2 separate regions of the Homo sapiens genome follow, and region 2 is linked to region 1. A link is a loop called in an ENCODE intact Hi-C map of the cell type or tissue named here. Cell type or tissue: PC-9. All regions are shown on one strand. Links, peaks and the distances in the headings refer to the core of each region. The heading gives the core; the rest is flanking DNA.

Evidence for each region. A loop is a pair of places that touch in the nucleus more often than their neighbours do. Peaks named below come from ENCODE experiments on the same cell type or tissue, not always from the same donor. Only the 100,000 strongest peaks of a DNase experiment are listed, where the experiment ranks them.
Region 2: it touches region 1 in a loop (6-fold over the local background); 7 of 110 quality-filtered maps call a loop at or near these places.

What each region holds. Positions count from the first base shown.
Region 1 is chr17:4,634,734-4,643,905 of GRCh38, forward strand. ALOX15 (arachidonate 15-lipoxygenase) reads right to left here and starts at 6,945. Exons shown (of 14, transcript NM_001140.5): 1 at 6,784-6,945; 2 at 4,697-4,898; 3 at 4,318-4,399; 4 at 4,117-4,239; 5 at 3,848-3,951; 6 at 3,484-3,644; 7 at 2,382-2,525; 8 at 1,026-1,235. The coding sequence starts at 6,918. RefSeq lists an enhancer at 3,189-4,388. In PC-9, for the core only: no CTCF peak of the experiment used is centred there; a DNase peak (open chromatin) is centred at 4,238; H3K4me3 peaks cover 864 bases; H3K27me3 peaks cover 903 bases.
Region 2 is chr17:4,884,306-4,893,518 of GRCh38, forward strand. It overlaps MINK1 (misshapen like kinase 1), which reads left to right. Exons shown (of 32, transcript NM_153827.5): 5 at 58-168; 6 at 607-697; 7 at 1,178-1,308; 8 at 1,606-1,660; 9 at 1,815-1,893; 10 at 2,146-2,321; 11 at 2,805-2,874; 12 at 3,275-3,485; 13 at 5,342-5,458; 14 at 6,212-6,430; 15 at 6,646-6,819; 16 at 7,151-7,411; 17 at 7,844-7,929; 18 at 8,097-8,207; 3 more. Among named protein-coding and RNA genes, the nearest start is that of C17orf107, 11 kb to the right of the region's middle. In PC-9, for the core only: CTCF peaks have their summits at 4,938 (motif pointing left) and 5,138; a DNase peak (open chromatin) is centred at 4,946.

The sequences.
Region 1 (9,172 bases), core at 1-8,000:
TTTGGGAGGCCGAGGTGGGCGGATCACCTGAGGTCAGGAGTTTCAGACCAGCCTGACCAACATGGCAAAACCTCATCTCTACTAAAAATACAAAAATTAGCCAGGCATGGTGGCAGGCACCTGAATCCCAGCTACTCGGGAGGCTGAAGCAGGAGAATTGCTTGAACCCAGGAGGCAGAGGTTGCAGTGAGCCAAGATCGTGACACTGCACTCCAGCCTGGGCAGCAATAATAATAATAATAATAATAATATTTTTCACACACATTTTCCAACCATCTTCATCCCTTGGGGGACATTGTGCCCCCACTGAGAATGGATGTTCTAACCACTGCCTCCCTCCAGAGCCTGGTCTCCTCCCTCTCTCCTTCATCCATTACACTAGGCTTCTTTCAGTTCTTTAAAGAAGACAAACTTGGACCAGGCACAGTGACTCACGCCTGTAATCCCAGCACTTTGGGAGACCTAGACAAGCAGATCATCTGAGGTCAGGCATTCGAGACCAGCCTGGCCAACATGGTGAAATCCTGTCTCTATTAAAAATACAAAAAAAATTAGCCAGGCCTGGTGGTGCGCGACTGTAATCCCAGCTACTGGGGAGGCTGAAGTGGGAGAATTGCTTAAACCCAGGAGGCAGAGGTTGCAGTGAGCCGAGATCGCATCACTGCACTCCAGTCTGGGCAAAGGGAGACTCCATCTCAAAAAAAAAAAAAAAATCAATGTCTGGAAAAGATCTTTTTAACGTTATTTCACGGGTTCCTCTTGTTGGATGGAATCCTTGGTCATTTGCATGTACTGTGCTTTACATATAAAAAGAGTAAGATTATTTTCGCCACTTTCCCAGGTGGGAGGTGCTATCCCCTTTGAAAATGCATGGCCAGCCCTGCTCATTCTCTGTTGCTCTCACATTGTCCATTCATTGTTTCTCTCTGTACCCCGAGACCCCACAGAGAGGGAGCCTCCAGAGGTCGGAACGTGCCCTGGGGCAGAGATAGTGGCAGGCAAGAGAGAAGGGGATAAGGAGTTACCTTGAAGATAGGATGTATCGACGGCAGGCACCTCATGGTGGCCACAACAATGACCTCAGCCATCAAGTGTCCCCTCAGAAGATGAGACTGCAGCTCATGGAGCTGGAAGTCAGAGCTGCGCACCCAGCATTTGGCCAGAAGCCAGGCCATTGGGGGATCCGTAGGCAAGAAAAGGGGAGGTGGTGGGGATCCTGTGCGGGGCAGCTGGAGCTGGAGCAGGGACAAGTGTGGGGAGAGAAGGCATGAGTGCCAGGCACTCAGCGATTCCCGCCCCCCTTGCATGTTAACCTCACCCTTCGTCCTCCAAACCTGTTCTGCTTTCCCCATCTCACTCCTGCCGCTCCCTACGGCTCCCGTTTCCTCCCCTCCCCTTCCTGCCCGCTCAGTGCATTAGCACCCTGCAAGCTGCTTTGCCTCCAGCATTCTGCAGAAACTGCTCTTCTGGTGCCTCCTCCAGCCTCCACTTCCCCTTTCAGTTCCCACAGTGTGGACAAGATTCAAACCACCTGCTTCCTCCATCCCACACTGTTTTTTGAAAACTCATCTTTTGGCCCCACCTCTACACAAATGACTGAATCTCTTGTTCTCAGCTGCCTGCTGGATAATTTAAGTGTCTTCCCGTTACCTCAACATTGGCCAGACAAAAATCCACCTGGGCACCCTGTTCTCTTTATCGGTGCTATTTCTGCAGGCAACTGGCCTGGCTCCCCTTTCCCCTCTCCTTGATCTCCCTCTGCACTCGCATCCACCTGTCCTCTCCATCCTGATGGTCACTACCCACATCCGAGCTCCCCTCCTCCTGGGGTCAGTGCTGGGGCATGTTGCCCCAGTCCCTATTTCTAGCATCTCCCCTCTCCAACCCACCCTAAACACCACTGCCCACACCGCGTGCCCACAGCACGTTTCATCACGGCCTTCTCCAGCTTCCCACCTCATACTCCTTAGCCTGGCTTAGTCTGGCTTCTGGTCCAACTGTCCCCTAGGAATTGCCTGACTCCTCTACCTCAGCCTCTGCCCAGTCTGTCTTGCCCCTGAGGACCGGTCCTTCCTCTCCCTCCTGCTTGTCTGAGACCTGGCCCTCCTCCAAAGCTCGTGACACCCCACCTCCCCAATCCCTCCTGGGCTGTCTCTGTCCTCAGGGACTTCCTCAGTCCTGGAGCTTCTGCAGACTGGCCCAGTCTGTCTCTCCAGCTACACTGCAAGGCCTTCGAATAGAGACTTGGCGCATTTCCTCCTTTCGCGTCTCCCAGGTGCCTTAGCCCAGTGCCTTTGCAGATGGTGCTCAGTAAATTTTGATAAGGGGCTGAGCTTTCTCAAAAGCCAGAGACTGGGAGCAGAAATCCTGAGTCCTCTCACCTGGATGACCATGGGCAAGAGTTTCCCATCAGGCTGCAATTTCAGCATGACTAGAGGGGCAGCCAGGTGCTGCTGGCTACAGAGAATGACGTTGGCCTTGATCCCATCCAGCAGGGAGAAGTCAGCTTCGAACAGTGTGCCTCCCTGGGTGGGGGAAGAGGTCAAGGGCTGCTATCAACATAAAGCATCTTCTTCCTACTCGGATTCCTCCAAGGGGGAAGAGAGTGGAGCTAACTCGTCTCCATCATCTACTTTATACCAGGTAATGGATCATGTGCTTACTTCCTCATATCATTTTTTTTTTTAATCAGGGTCTTACCGTGCTGCCCAGGCTGGAGTGCGTGGCAGGATCACCACGGCTCACTGCAGCCTTGACTTCCTTGGGCCCAGGTGATCCTCCCACCTCAGCCTCCCAAGTAGCTGGGACTACAGGTGCATGCCACTACACCAAAGATTACAGGTGATAATTTTTGTACTTTTGTAGAGACAGGGTTTCACCACGTTGCCTAGGCTGGTCTCCAACTCCTGGGCTCAGGTGATCCTCCTGCAGCCTCCCAAAGTGCTGGGATTACAGGTGTGAGTCACTGTGCTCAGCCTTATAATTTTTATACCTAGTTGAATGAGCCTCAATTTTACAGAAGAGGAAACAGATAATCAGAGAGGTTGGGTATTTTGCCTGAGGTCACACAGCTTACAAATAGCAGAACCAGGATTCACATCCAAGCCTATCTGCCCTTAATCCCATGAATTTCCTCTCTGTTGTTCCATATCGCCTCCTGATGAACAGCCACAGCACTCTGATCCTGACTCTCTTACTCTGCACACTCCCCGAATCCCTAGCACCAGGGGCCAGTCACATTTCTTCATTTGACCTTGTTTCTATCAACCATTCCATCTTGCACGCCCTCCCTCCGCAGCTACTCTCGTGTAGGAAGGAGGCCGAGCAGCTGAGCTTCTCCAGGGTCCCTCAGGACCTCTCCTGCAGAATCCGTCCTTGCTGGCTGGCAGCAAGCCAGGCCCACAGTGGGTCCCGCAGCAGCATCATTGGCACTAGGCCACCCCACTTCACTGCTGAGCTTCCTCAGGGCTCTGATGTCCATACCTCCAGCTCCTTCTCCAGCTGGGCCTGCAGTTCCTCCATGCCTGGAGGGAACACTAGGCGAGCAGGAAGGTGAGCAGAGCGCCTCAGCACCACGGGGTTGGCGCCATTAAGAAACTGGTACCCAAATAAGGCATCTTCCTTCCAGGAGTCCCGCACGCGCTCTGGGGAAGGCAGTTGTTGAGCAAGTTGTGGGATCTGAGCTCTTGGTCCTTCCAACCCCACCAACCATGCCTCCTTGACTCCAGCCCACCAGAGGGACCCAAGTCTCTGGTCTCCCCACCCTGCTTCTTTCAATTCCCCTGGGTTGGGTGGGATCTGGGTGGGATCTGGGGGGTTGGGAGACATACTGGGGTGGGGGACTGACCAGCCAGCTTGCTCTGACCACACCAGAAAATCCGGTTGAAGTCATCTAGATCCTTCCAGCAAGTCAGAACATTTAGAGAGTCTTTGATAGCGAGGTCGGCCAGCCTTCAGGGCAGGATGGGGCAAAGGGTTTGAGCATCATTCTGAGGCTCTAACATGACGACCACAGGCACCGATCCTGGGCCAGTCCAATGCAGTGCAGCCCATAAGCCCCTTGGCTTCCACTAGACCAGGACACCTCCCTCTCACCCAGCCTCCCCTTGCTCTCACCCCTTGGCCAGCGAAACCTCAAAGTCAACTCTCTTGTCTTCCAGAAATCGCTCATCCACAGGGAGGTCATATAGTTTGGCCCCAGCCATATTCAGAATTAACCCGTCCTTCCAGTTTCCCCACCTGTGGGGCAGGAAGGAAATCAAGTATGGGTGCTGGAAGCATCAGCAGCTCACGTGGGGTCAGGGGAGGAGGGCTCACCGGTACAACTTCCTTCTCTCTTCCAGCTCTTCTTCCCGGTGTTTCTGGAACAGGCCCTGAGGGTCCTCGCCCACAGTGCGGCCTAGAAGGACAGAGGAGGACTTGGCCAGTGACTTTTGGTGAGCGCCTCTTCTTGTCTCTGCCAGGAGAGCCTCAGCACCCCGTCCTTCTGTGTGGCCTCTGCCCCTTCAGCATCACGCCCCTCCCCCAGGCTCCAGCCACTTTGTGCCAGCTGCAGCCACCGCCCCTTCGACACCCCCAAAGACCCCGGCGCTCCAGGTTCCAGCACCCCCATCCTGCGCCCTCTTCTCCACACGCGCATCCCCCCAGCTTCTCACACAGCCCAGAGGCCTCCTGACACCCTCAGCCCCGCGCTTACCGGTGCCTTCAGGCAGGCTCAGGACGCCGTTGCCCTCCACCCAGCGGTAACAAGGGAACCTGACCTCGTCCCCGGCTCCGGGGCCCTGCACAGAGATCCAGTTGCAGAACCAGGCGTCGTCCTTAAGGAGGTGCCGTTTGCGCAGTTTCACAAACAGCAGCGGCCCCAGATACTCCGGTACTTCCACCTTGAGTTCTGTCTCCTGCGGGCGACAGAAGAGGCTCAGCCCCGGTGGGGCCTGGCGGGAGGGGCACCCGGCTGAGCCCTGCTCCCTCCAGCGCCCACGCCCTTCCTCGGAGCCTCTGAGAGGAGGAGACGTATCGGGGTGCGGGGACTGAGCCAGAGAGAGAGGGACCGCGCCGAGCAGGTGGCCCCAGGACTCGGTTCTGAGGGGACGGGGACGGCAGGTGGGAAGGTGCGCTCCTGCCTTCACTTTCTCCTCCCTGTGGTCACTGACTGTGCCAAGCGCTGGGCTGAGCGCTGCCGCGCCCTGGACGAGCGCGCTGTGGAGCCCGGACGCGCTGGTGGCAATTCCCGCTGTGCGACCCCCCACCCCACCCCGCCCGAGGCTGAGGACCTGCAGGGGCCCCACCGGCCTGGGGACAACCTTCCCGGAGACCTGGAGGCGGAGAGGGCTCAGCCAGGGAGAGTGACAGAAAGGGAAGGCAGGGGAAAGGCGCGCAGAAAGAGAGCGGCGGGGAAGGGAGGGCGAGCAGCATCTTGGAGCTGGAGCTCAGAGCCCAGGTGTGGGGGGTCAGCAGGTCCGGAGGCTCTCGAAGGTGGCGCCAGGGGCTTTGGATTTGGTCCCGAGAACAAGCGGGAGCCGTTCGAATGTGTTAAGCAGGGGGAGTGAATTAGGGAGAAATCATTCCGGCTTCAGAAGGGCTTGGAAGGTCTGCAGCAGAGGTGGCGAGGCCGCTGGAGGTTTGAAATGGCTTTTAAAATAGAGAAACCGGGAGGACCGACGACCGCTCCGGCGACCGCAGTTTCCAGGCACCAGAGCTGTGTGGAATGAGGGGCGCTCAGGAGCATCCCCTTAATTCCAAGGAGATCGAGTAGCGGGAACATTTATTGAGCCTTTACTGTGTGTCACCAACTGCCCACCATAGGGAGGAAAAAAGGGAGGAGGGAGCGCGCCTTTCCACCTTCCGTGCCCCGTCCCCTCACCATGGAGTCGCGGGGCCACCTGCTCCGTGCGCATTTTCTCTCTTCCTGGCTCCCTTTGCCCCGCTTTCTCGGAAGCTCGGAGCAAGGGCGTGGAGTGCGGGGAGCAGGGCTCCGCAGGTTCAAGAGGACGCGGGCGGTCGGGGGCGGGACGGATATTGGGCAGGGACGCGGGAGATGCTCAGGGTCTAGAACTGACTGCGCCGGATTCTTGTTTAGAGGGAGGTGAAGAGAGGAAGGAGGCGCGGGTGACACCGGGGGAGGCAGGAGGAGAGGGCTGGGAGGTGGGGAGAGGGGAGGACCTCATCCGGGCATGTTGCTTTGACGTTCCCTGAGACAGACATCCGGATTTGGGGATCTGGGAGAGAGCTAGAGCAGTGATGGGAATTTGGGCTTTCGCGGAAGAAAAAAAGTTAACAGGACCGGGTAGAACACCCGGTAGATGTGACATGAGATATGACGGGAGGTGGGTCGGGAAATCGAGAGCGTTCTCCTGTCTTGACTCCCCATCCCTTCCCTCTCACCACCCACTCCACCCCAGGTGATAAAGCCTGAAAGGTAGAGATCCAACAGCGCTAGCGGTTGAAACGGTTTTTAAAATAGAGAAAGCGAGAGGACCGACGGCGGCTCCAGTGACTGCTGAGTTTCCAGACAAGGGAGCTTTGTGCAATGAGGGGCGCACAGGAGCATGCCCTCAATTCCAAGGAGATCGGGTAGCGGCAACATTTATTGAGCGCTTACTGTGTGCCACCGACTGCCCTAAAGCCCCCCACCCCCGTGGCCTCCGCGCGCTTTGAGCCCAATGCGCGGGCCCTTGGCAAAGAGAATCGGCCAGAGGCCAACGGGGGCGCATGTCCTCCCCGGTATTTGACTGACTCGGAGCCAGGGGCGCAGCCCACCCCGCCCGGCTCTGGGGAGCTCACCTTGCCCCGTGCGGGCCACAGTCGCTTCCCGAGCGCCGCCTCCCCGTGCTGGCCGACCAGCCACAGCTGCACCTGGTTGTTGGAACCGGCATAGAGCGAGGCCCCAGTGGACACGCGGATGCGGTAGAGACCCATCTTGCTCAAAGATGTTTCGCTCCTTCTGGTGGAGAAGGGTGGACGAGCTAAATAACCCAGCCTGAGACCCCGCCCTCTCGGAGGTCGCTTGGGGTCGGAATGTGGGTGGCAGGTCTCCAATCAACTCCGCCTACCGCTGGGGCCCCCAGCTCCAAGGAGCAGAGCTTCAAGGGGCAGAATTCAGCCCCAGTCCAAAAGGCGGTGTCCTGGCGAGAGCAGGGAGTGGAAACCACTATCTTGACGGGAGGGAGAAAAAGAAAAGGATTTGGACCGAAAACACGCAGGAAGAGGGAATCAACGCCTGGTACAGCAGGCAGGCGAGGTGGGGGTAGGAGTTATGCACGTGTGTACCACGGACTTTGGGCCAAGCCTGGGTGGCTGGGAAGCCAACCTCCATCTAAACGCACGCGTGCACACACACACACACGCAAGGACACGCGCGCGCACACACAAGCCTCACAAGTTGGATTGCAGGAGAGGGTGAAGTGGGCGAGGAGACCCAGTTTGCAGTGGCATTTGAGGAAGGTACATTCAGGCCACGGAATTCATTCGACCAGCTTTGCACACTTGCCTTCTCTGTGCCAGCCACTGGGACTCATTCCTTTTGAGCATAAAAGCCGCTGCCTCCCTGTTGCCTGCAGAATAAAAGTCCAAATGTTTCTGGCATTCAATGCCCTTGCTAACCTGACCTGCTCTCCTCACCTCTCATCCCACTGCACCCTGGCATCTCCTGTGCTGGAGCCATGTGTTCCCCGGAACCCCCCCTCCCCCCGCCGCCCCTGCTGTTCTCTCAAAGAACTCACTTCTGGGTTAGTCTGGTCATGCTTCTAAACCCTAATTCGTCTCCAGTTTCTTTTTGGGCTGGAGCCATGTGTTCCCCAGAACCCCACCTGCTGTTCTCTCAAAAGAACTTGCTCCTGGATTAGTCTATTCATCTATTCATGCTTCTAAACCCTAGTTCACCTCCGGTTTCTCAGGAAAGTCTTACCCGGTACTTTCACCCCCCACCACCCCACCAGAGTGAATTAGCTTTCCTTTTTTTTTTTTTTTTGAGATATAGAGTCTCACTCTGTCACCCTGGAATGCAGGGTGGAGTGCAATGGCACGATCTCGGCTCACGGCAACCTCTGCCTCCCGGGCTCAAGCAATTCTCTGCCTCAGCCTTCCGAGTAGCTGGGATTACAGGCGCCTGCCACCATGCCTGGATAATTTTTGTATTTTTAGTAGAGACGGGGTTTCTCCATGTTGGCCACGCTGGTCTTGAACTCCTGACCTTGTGATCCACCCACCTCAGTCTCCCAAAGTGCTGGAATTACAGGTGTGAGCCACGGCGCCCGGCCCAGCTTTCCTTTCTAACACTTTTCTCCTTGCGCACACTTCTACTGTTGCACAGTTAATACTGCAGTGTGAGCATTTGTATGTGTGTATCCCCCACTAATGTGAGCCCGTCCTAGGCAGGGACTACACACCCAGCAGGACTCTCACTTTTGTTTCCCCTGGAGACGGCACAGTGTCAGGGTTTGTGGGTGTCAATAAGTGTTTGCTGAAACACACTGAGCTGAAAAATTCATTATAAATGAATGCTTCCCTTGGGGGAGACAAAGGGAAACAAATTATCAGGCAATGTAAACAAAAGGGGAATACTAACATAAACTTCATGGCATGGATTACAATCAGCCTGGTAACACAAATGAAGTCCACGAAAATATGTCTGTGATGCATATTTTCTGGTTTGCTTGTTTTTTGTTTTTGGTGTTTTTTTTTTTAATGAGATGGAGTCTTGCTCTGTTGCCCGGGCTAGAGTACAGTGGTGTGATCTCGGCTCACTGCAACCTCCACCTGCCGGGTTCAAGCGATTCTCCTGCCTCAGCCTCCAGAGTAGCTGGGATTACAGGCACCCACCAACATGCCCGGCTACTTTTTGTATTTTCAGTCGAGATGGGGTTTCACCATGTTGGCCAGGCTGGTCTTGAACTCCTGACCTCAAGTGATCCACCTGCCTCGGCCTCCCCAAGTGCTGGGATTACAGCCATGAGCCATCATGTCCGGCCCTGCTTAATTGTTTACTGGGAAGTACATTCATGTGATTCAAAATTCAAAAGGTACAAAGTGATATTCACTAGTTTCTCCCTCCTCTTGGCCCCAAGCCACCCAGTTGCTCCACTCCCAGCAATCACAGTTACCAGTCTCTTCTGTGCACTAATATTACTGAGCAAATACACGCCTATCTTTGTCTTTTTCTGCACATTGTAGC
Region 2 (9,213 bases), core at 1,122-9,121, 250 kb after region 1:
GGTGGGAGGGCTTGTCTGACTGATACTTTTCCTTTCGGTACCTTCCTGGGATCCTAGCTGGTGATGGAGTTCTGTGGTGCTGGTTCAGTGACTGACCTGGTAAAGAACACAAAAGGCAACGCCCTGAAGGAGGACTGTATCGCCTATATCTGCAGGGAGATCCTCAGGGTGAGCTCAAGGCCCCTCCCCTTGTCTTCTCCTCCGCTACCCTGGCTGGAGTTTCTCCATGAGCAAAGATCCTCCCTGCGCTGGGAGGAGACATCACTGCCCTCTTTAGGGAGCAGCAGGCCTGATGCGGGTGGGATGTGGAAGCAGGGTCCACACCTTGGGAAGTCTCAGGCTGTTGGAGGAGACAAGCTCCTGTTTCCAAGCTCTGCCGCTTCTCCACCTGTAACCCTGCAACTGCTGGGAATTCACCTGGAGCCACCTCTCTGAGGAAGCTCTCCAGGACAGCTCAGCTTGCTTGGGCTCCTGGTGGAGAAGGTCTGCTCCTTCAGCCCAGCCCTGTCCAGACTGACTGCTCCTTGTCCCCTCAACTCACTCCCCACTTACTCTTTCCTACCCCATCCAACACCATGGCTAATTTTCCCTGCTCTCCTGTCCCAGGGTCTGGCCCATCTCCATGCCCACAAGGTGATCCATCGAGACATCAAGGGGCAGAATGTGCTGCTGACAGAGAATGCTGAGGTCAAGCTAGGTGCGCCGGCTCCTTCTGAGGCTGACGAGGACCTTTCACCTCCAGAACAGAGAATGAGGGGCCCCTTTTTCTCTCTGGTGGCTCAGGCCCAACTCCCTTCCTACTGGGGAGGCTCACTCCCTCCCCTTTCCCCTCTCCCCCTGGAATGCCCTGCCTCCTGCTGAAAATCCCTCAGGAAGCTCTTCACCTGTCACCTGTTACGGGCCAGGTGCTCTGCAGGTTGCTCTGGGGAGATGGGATCTGATGGCCCTCCTGCCTGGGATGCTGTCCGTGATCCTTTTACCTGGGTTTTTCTCTAAGATGCTGGAAGATGGAATCGGGTTCTTCAGGATGGTGGTGGGGTAAAGGAGGGTGCTGGGGTGTCTGGGTCGGGCCAGGACCACAGCTGGCTCAGGCAAGTCCTGTGTGTGCACGCAGGGATGTGAGGCAAGGGAGCAGAGGTGACTCCCCACACTGACCCCTCCCTCTGTGTCTTCACAGTGGATTTTGGGGTGAGTGCTCAGCTGGACCGCACCGTGGGCAGACGGAACACTTTCATTGGGACTCCCTACTGGATGGCTCCAGAGGTCATCGCCTGTGATGAGAACCCTGATGCCACCTATGATTACAGGGTATGGAGTGGAAAGTTGGGAGCATGGGGGCTGCCAAGGGCGGGAAGCAATATGGGGACCACGGGGCCTGAGCAGGCTGGGGAACAGAGGAAGGTCAGATGATGTTAGCAGTGAGGGGCTGGGGAACATCTTACGGCAAGGCAAGTGTGGGTGGGAAGATGGGATGGGTTGGAAGGCACTGCTGCAGGAATGGGTGTGGCCCAGGAAGGCTCCTGAGAGGCCAGGATGGTGGGTGAAGAGAGGTTGCAGGGCAGAGTTGTCAGGAATATTCACTTGTTCCTTCTTTCCCGTCTATAGAGTGATATTTGGTCTCTAGGAATCACAGCCATCGAGATGGCAGAGGGAGCCCCCCGTAAGTTCTGAGTCTGCCGGGAGTGGGAGGGGAGGGAAAGGAAGGGCCCAGAGAGTGGCTGTAGGGAGGAGGTGGGTCCTGGGACCCTGCCGAGGAAGGGTCCTGTAGCTCCCAGTGCAGTGAAAGGGACTGAGGGTGTCTCCTCTGTGTCCAGCTCTGTGTGACATGCACCCCATGCGAGCCCTCTTCCTCATTCCTCGGAACCCTCCGCCCAGGCTCAAGTCCAAGAAGTGGTAGGTCTCTGAGAGTGTGGGCTCTGGGAAGGAAGGTCCCTGGACAAGGCCATCCCCACCTTCATGCCCTCTGTGCTCAGGCTTGGATCTCACCAGAGAAGAGATTCTGGGGGGCAGAGGGCGGTGACTGGTGTTGGGATATGAAGACAGGAGGGACGTCAAGGTGGCTTGTGGATGAATGATCCACCCTCTTCCTCCTGCACCCATCCCTTCTGAGGGGACCCTCCCAGTGTGAGCCACCACTGTTTCCAGGTCTAAGAAGTTCATTGACTTCATTGACACATGTCTCATCAAGACTTACCTGAGCCGCCCACCCACGGAGCAGCTACTGAAGTTTCCCTTCATCCGGGACCAGCCCACGGAGCGGCAGGTCCGCATCCAGCTTAAGGACCACATTGACCGATCCCGGAAGAAGCGGGGTGAGAAAGGTCAGTGGGCAGGCTGGAGGGGGCAGGTACTAGGGGACACTCCAGCCTGGCTCCTCTCTGCCAGCCCTGCTCGCTCCTGGCACCCCTTCCTGCTCCCCTCCTTGGCCCCAGCTCTCCCTGTCCAAGGAGATCGTTCTCAAACTTGCAACCCCCAAGGGGTTTTCCCTCCTTTCCCTCCCAGTCTGAATCAGCCTTCCAAAGGAGGACCGGCCTTTCGCATCCTTACAAAAACTCCATGCTAAGCACATGTGTGTGCGAGCACAAGCACAGGCTCTGCCACACCTCAGCTGCCCTGGGACCCAGTCCCGGTCCTGTCCAGGCCCACACCTGAGACCCGCTGTCCTCCCATTGCCCCCAGGAAGTGGGTGGGGCCCCTCATGCTTGCCCAGCCAGAGAGACCTGGTTATCCCCACCCAAGGTTTCCCTAGCCCACGGCGGGTCTGGGGCGCTGGGTGAGATAACTGCAGTGGCCTCCCCCTGCAGAGGAGACAGAATATGAGTACAGCGGCAGCGAGGAGGAAGATGACAGCCATGGAGAGGAAGGAGAGCCAAGGTAGGCCTGGCAGGTGGAGTGGGGGTTGGGGCGGTCATCGCTGAGTGGGGGGACTACAGTGGTGCTTGGCTTTGGGGACTCTCAGCCTGGGGGTGGTGGGCACAGAGAGGTAGAGACTCCTGGAAACCAAATTTCTGAGTGCTAAGAAGTGGAACCAATGACTGAGCAAGAGCTGGGGAGAGAGCAATTTGTGGTGAATGTGGGGCGCAGCAGTAATAGGAAAGGAGGACAGGACTGAAGACTGGGCAGAAGGGGACGGTAAGTCTCCTGGCCACCTGGGAGTGGCCAGAGGCAGAGGCTTTGATCCAGTTAAAGCACCCACTCAGGCGGGCCCACGGGGTTGAGAGTGGGAACCAACAGGGTTCTGACCCCAGTGCTTCTTTGTGCCACCCCTGCCCAGCTCCATCATGAACGTGCCTGGAGAGTCGACTCTACGCCGGGAGTTTCTCCGGCTCCAGCAGGAAAATAAGAGCAACTCAGAGGCTTTAAAACAGCAGCAGCAGCTGCAGCAGCAGCAGCAGCGAGACCCCGAGGCACACATCAAACACCTGCTGCACCAGCGGCAGCGGCGCATAGAGGAGCAGAAGGAGGAGCGGCGCCGCGTGGAGGAGGTGGGCTGTCTCCGAAGGGCCCAGGCCTGGCGCGGCCTCCTCCTGACCTGCCCCGGGTCCATTAGGGCCTTGGAGAACAGGTTTTAAAATGCCTTAAATGAATGGCATTTCTGTTGAAACAATTATATGATTTCAAATTTCATGATGAGCTGGACTTAACACAAAATGTAATCCCATCACTTTGGGAGGCTGAGGTGGGTAGATCACCTGAGGTCAGGAGTTTGAGACCAGCCTGGCCAACATGGTGAAACCCCATCTCTACTAATAATACAAAAATTAGCCAGGTGTGGTGGCGCATGCCTGTAATCCCAGCTACTCCGGAGGCTGAGGCAGGAGAATTGCTTGAACCCGGGAGGCGGAGGTTGCAGTGAGCAGAGATCACACCACTGCACTCCAGCCTGGGTGACAGAGCAAGACTCCGTCTCTAATAATAATAAGCAATAACCCGCAGCACCCACACTGTCCACCTGCTACCTCCAAAGTAGGCCCTCTCATTGTTGAACAAAAAATAATTTGCAAGAAAACCTGCTACAGAAGAGCCTTGTGCAGTTTTGAAAATATAGGCCAGGTGAGGTGGCTCACGCCTGTAATCCCAGCACTTTGGGAGTCGGAGGATGGGGGCGGATCGTGAGATCAGGAGTTCGAGACCAGCCTGTCTAATATGGTGAAACCCCATCTCTACTAAAAATACACAAATTAGCCAGGCGTGGTGGTGCACGCGCCTATAGTTCCAGCTACTTAGGAGGCTGAGGCAGGAGAATCGCTTGAACCTGGGAGGTGGAAGTTGTAGTGAGCTGAGATCACGCCACTGGCCTGGGGAACAGAGCAAGACTCCGTCTCCAAAAAATAAAAAAATAAAATAAATATAGCGTTCAGATAGTATAGTAACAAAGTCCTATCTTTTTTTTTTTTTTTTTTTTGAGATGGAGTTTTGCTCTTGTTGCCCAGGGTGACGAGTGCAGTGGCGCACTCTAGGCTCACCGCAAAACCTCCGTCTCCCAGGTTCAAGTGATTCTCCTGCCTCAGCCTCCTGAGGAGCTGGGATTACAGGAATGCGCCACCACGCCCGGCTAATTTTGTATTTTTTTCAGTAGAGACAGGGTTTCTGCATGTTGGTCAGGCTGGTCTCGAACTCCCGACCTCAGGTGATCCACCTGCCTCGGCCTCCCAAAGTGCTGGGATTACAGGTGTGAGCCACCGCGCCCAGCCACAGAGTCCTATCTAACAAGGTGTTACCTGGAGAAGGCCTGCTGGCAACTTCATTGCAGAAGTAGGCACAAGTTCCCTCAAGTGTAAGGGTCCCTCAGGGTTTGTGCTTTTGTTGGTGGTGGTGGTGGTAGACTTCGTGAAAGCCACCACAGAAATACCGTGAAAGTAAAGTACCACCTGGGCACTGGTGCTTGTCAAGGAGTGGGCCAGGTCCCTCTTTTCTGTGCTTTCTGTGCACGGGCACCTGGTGCCCTCTTGTGGCCAAAGGCTATCACTACGACCCGCTCTATATGGACTTCAGGCAAAGGTCGATTTTAGGCTAGGAGTGCTGGGGAGGCTTGTTTTGAGTTCGGCTTTGGTTTGTTGTTTGGTGGGGTGTGGGGAGTGGAAGGTGTTGTCTAGCTAAGCCCACCCCACAGGCAGCAGTCAGTCTCACAGCCTCTCTCGTCACAGCTACCGGCTGTTTACCCGAGCCCAGCCCCGCGGGCCCTTGGGTGGGGATGGGTATAGTTGCAGAAACAAGCGGAAGCCGGTCTCTCTTACCACCCTCCGTGGTGAGCAAGGAGGGCTCCCCTCCCTGTCCATGGAGGGGCAGTGCTGACGCGATGTCCGGTATGGTTCTTAAGACCACCTGGCTCTCCCCACAGCAACAGCGGCGGGAGCGGGAGCAGCGGAAGCTGCAGGAGAAGGAGCAGCAGCGGCGGCTGGAGGACATGCAGGCTCTGCGGCGGGAGGAGGAGCGGCGGCAGGCGGAGCGCGAGCAGGTAGAGCGCCGCACCCGCATCCCTGCCCTCCCGCCCTCCCGCTCCTGCTGCCTGCCGCCCCTGCTCCCCGTGCCCTTCCCCCTTCTCTCCCCCACCCCCAGATTCCTCCTATCTTTTCTAGCTTCACTCTTTCTCTCTGTTTTCTCCCACCCTTCAACCCCAACCCTGACCCCCTCCCTCTTCCTTCCCTGCCTCATTCCCATCTCTTTACCCCATCCCTGACTCCCCGACCCCTTCCTCATCCCCCCTCATTCCCTGTGCCCTCTTCTTCCCCATCTGTGCCGCATGGCCCCCTGGGGCTCATGTCATCCCCTCCCCTACCTCTCTCTTACTCTTCCCCTGCACCCCCTCATTCTCCTGCGGATCCCTTCCTCCTTCTCCAACTCGCTGCTGCTGCCCTCCTCTGCCTCTTCCTCCTTCCCTGCCCTCTGCCCCCCACCCCACACCCCGTCCCCCAGGAATATATTCGTCACAGGCTAGAGGAGGAGCAGCGACAGCTCGAGATCCTTCAGCAACAGCTGCTCCAGGAACAGGCCCTGCTGCTGGTAACGGGTCCCTCAGCGTCCTCTGGGAAGATGCTTTTCAGAGCTTCTTTGCTGGAACGGGATGGGAACACTTCAAGGGAAGGGATTCACCCAGGACATCAAGGGAATACATCTCCTCTCTAGGCAGTTGGAGAAAAGAGAGGGCATGCCTGCTCTAACTCCCAGGGCCACACCCTGCTGAGCCCTCTCTCCCTACCCTTGGGCCCAGGAATACAAGCGGAAGCAGCTGGAGGAGCAGCGGCAGTCAGAACGTCTCCAGAGGCAGCTGCAGCAGGAGCATGCCTACCTCAAGTCCCTGCAGCAGCAGCAACAGCAGCAGCAGCTTCAGAAACAGCAGCAGCAGCAGCTCCTGCCTGGGGACAGGAAGCCCCTGTACCATTATGGTCGGGGCATGAATCCCGCTGACAAACCAGCCTGGGCCCGAGAGGTACTCACTGCCTCCTTTGCCTCCTGAGACTGCAGTCCCACTGCCTGAGGCCTGGAGAGCCACAAGAAGTAGTAGTTCACAGTAGCAGGCACCAAGTAGGGGAAAGGAGCACACAGCACAGAGCATAGGGCGGGAGTAGTTAGGGCAGGTGGGACCCTCAGTTTTGAGAACAGGGAGGCAAGAGCTGGCCTGCTTGACATCCCTTCACATCACAGGTAGAAGAGAGAACAAGGATGAACAAGCAGCAGAACTCTCCCTTGGCCAAGAGCAAGCCAGGCAGCACGGGGCCTGAGCCCCCCATCCCCCAGGCCTCCCCAGGGCCCCCAGGACCCCTTTCCCAGACTCCTCCTATGCAGAGGCCGGTGGAGCCCCAGGAGGGACCGCACAAGGTGAGTCTCTCCCCACCCCTGTCTTAATGAAGACACAGGGAGCTTTGTTCAGAGCACAGGTACACACACACGCGCGCACACACACACACACACACACACACCTGCTCAGCCGTGAGCCAGGATTACAGAGCACAGGCTTTGTGGACAGACTCACTCACCTGCTTCTTGCTGCCTGTGTCTGTCCTGACTTAGCTGTCATCAGGCTCAAGGAACCCCTTGTCCTTCAATGGAGGAAGGGGCAGCTAAAGTCCTTTCCCACCCCAGACCCCAATTCGCAGGTGGGGATGTGCCATGGAGCAGGCAGCCCACCCTCCCTGGTCTCTCCCTGCAGAGCCTGGTGGCACACCGGGTCCCACTGAAGCCATATGCAGCACCTGTACCCCGATCCCAGTCCCTGCAGGACCAGCCCACCCGAAACCTGGCTGCCTTCCCAGCCTCCCATGACCCCGACCCTGCCATCCCCGCACCCACTGCCACGCCCAGTGCCCGAGGAGCTGTCATCCGCCAGAATTCAGACCCCACCTCTGAAGGACCTGGCCCCAGCCCGAATCCCCCAGCCTGGGTCCGCCCAGATAACGAGGCCCCACCCAAGGTAAGGACAGTTCTGCAGGCCCAGGGAAAAGCAGAGAGCTAGTCATGAAGAGAAGGAGGGCAGTGAAGGGGCAGGCCACATGGAGGAAGAGTGCAGGGCGGGAAGCGAGAGAAAGCCAGGGCGCTGCCCTGCCGGGGTCAGCCGTCCAGCTGAGGACGCGACGTGGAGGGGTGGCATCGATCCCTGTGGGGAGCGTGGGAACGGAGAAACGCCCAGGGTGTTTTGGGAGCGCTAAGGGGCAGACTTTGCCAGTTAGAACCGCAGCTCCACCATCATCCGGCTTCATAACCCTGGACGTATTCACTAACTCCCCTGAACCTCAGTTTTCTCATCCATCAAAGTGGGGGAGCTCACCTCTCAGAGGTGAGGCTTAAACATCTGAGAAGTGCCTGTCGCAGCGCCAGCTCGCAGCACGTGGACTTCTCTCCACAGGTGCCTCAGAGGACCTCATCTATCGCCACTGCCCTTAACACCAGTGGGGCCGGAGGGTCCCGGCCAGCCCAGGCAGTCCGTGCCAGGTAATGCCTGGGTAGGGCAACGCCTGGGTGAGGTCTGAGGGCAGCCTAGGGAGTAGGGGGGGCACAGGGACTTTACCAGCCTACCCGCCTGGGGGTGGGAAAGCCCCAGCCCCATCACCTCAGCGCCCCCCCGCCGCCCCCTCGGCACCCCTGTGCTCCCTTCACAGACCTCGCAGCAACTCCGCCTGGCAAATCTATCTGCAAAGGCGGGCAGAGCGGGGCACCCCAAAGCCTCCAGGGCCCCCTGCTCAGCCCCCTGGCCCGCCCAACGCCTCTAGGTAATAGAGTTGTCCCCCAACTCACTCTCACCTCTCACTTCTGCCACCCGCTTCCCTGGTGATGGCTCCCTCTGCAGTGCAGCTCAGCACCCCAGAGAAGGGAGCACCGTGCCTCCCTGACCCTGACTCTGCCCCCCCAACAGTAACCCCGACCTCAGGAGGAGCGACCCTGGCTGGGAACGCTCGGACAGCGTCCTTCCAGCCTCTCACGGGCACCTCCCCCAGGCTGGCTCACTGGAGCGGAACCGCGTGGGAGGTATGTGAGCCAGGGCTGGGCAGCCTGCTCTGGGCCTGGGGGCTTATCACCATGGACCCTGCCTTTGGTGGCTTTGGACTGGGGCACCCACACGGACAGGGAGGACCTGTGTGGGTATGGAACTTGGGGCTGAGTTCTGGGGCTCAGGGTGTGGGCTTGAGGCCATCCCTTGTTCAGGCATCAGTGACCTTCTTCCACCCTGCCGTCCAGTCTCCTCCAAACCGGACAGCTCCCCTGTGCTCTCCCCTGGGAATAAAGCCAAGCCCGACGACCACCGCTCACGGCCAGGCCGGCCCGCAGTGAGTCACCTGGTGGCAGGCATGGCCTGCCTCATCCTGGTTTGGGGCTTAGCCTCAGGGTGCTGGGTGTCAGGGGTGGGGTCTCCGCTGATCTACCGAGAAGGGCTGTGGGGATGGAGGGACTGGTGCTTCTCATGGTGCTAACCTTTCCTAACCTCTCTCCTAACCTCTCTCCTAACCTCTCTTCTGGCTCTTTCTTCCCCTGCGGCCCCTCCCAGAGCTATAAGCGAGCAATTGGTGAGGTTAGTGAGATGGGCCTGCTTGTGGGAGCCCCTCCTGTCGCCCTGCTGGGGTGTCCCGGCACCCTTTGTCTACCTCCACCCAGGCCCAGCTTCTCCCTGCCCCTCACGTGGCTCCTCCCTGCAGGACTTTGTGTTGCTGAAAGAGCGGACTCTGGACGAGGCCCCTCGGCCTCCCAAGAAGGCCATGGACTACTCGTCGTCCAGCGAGG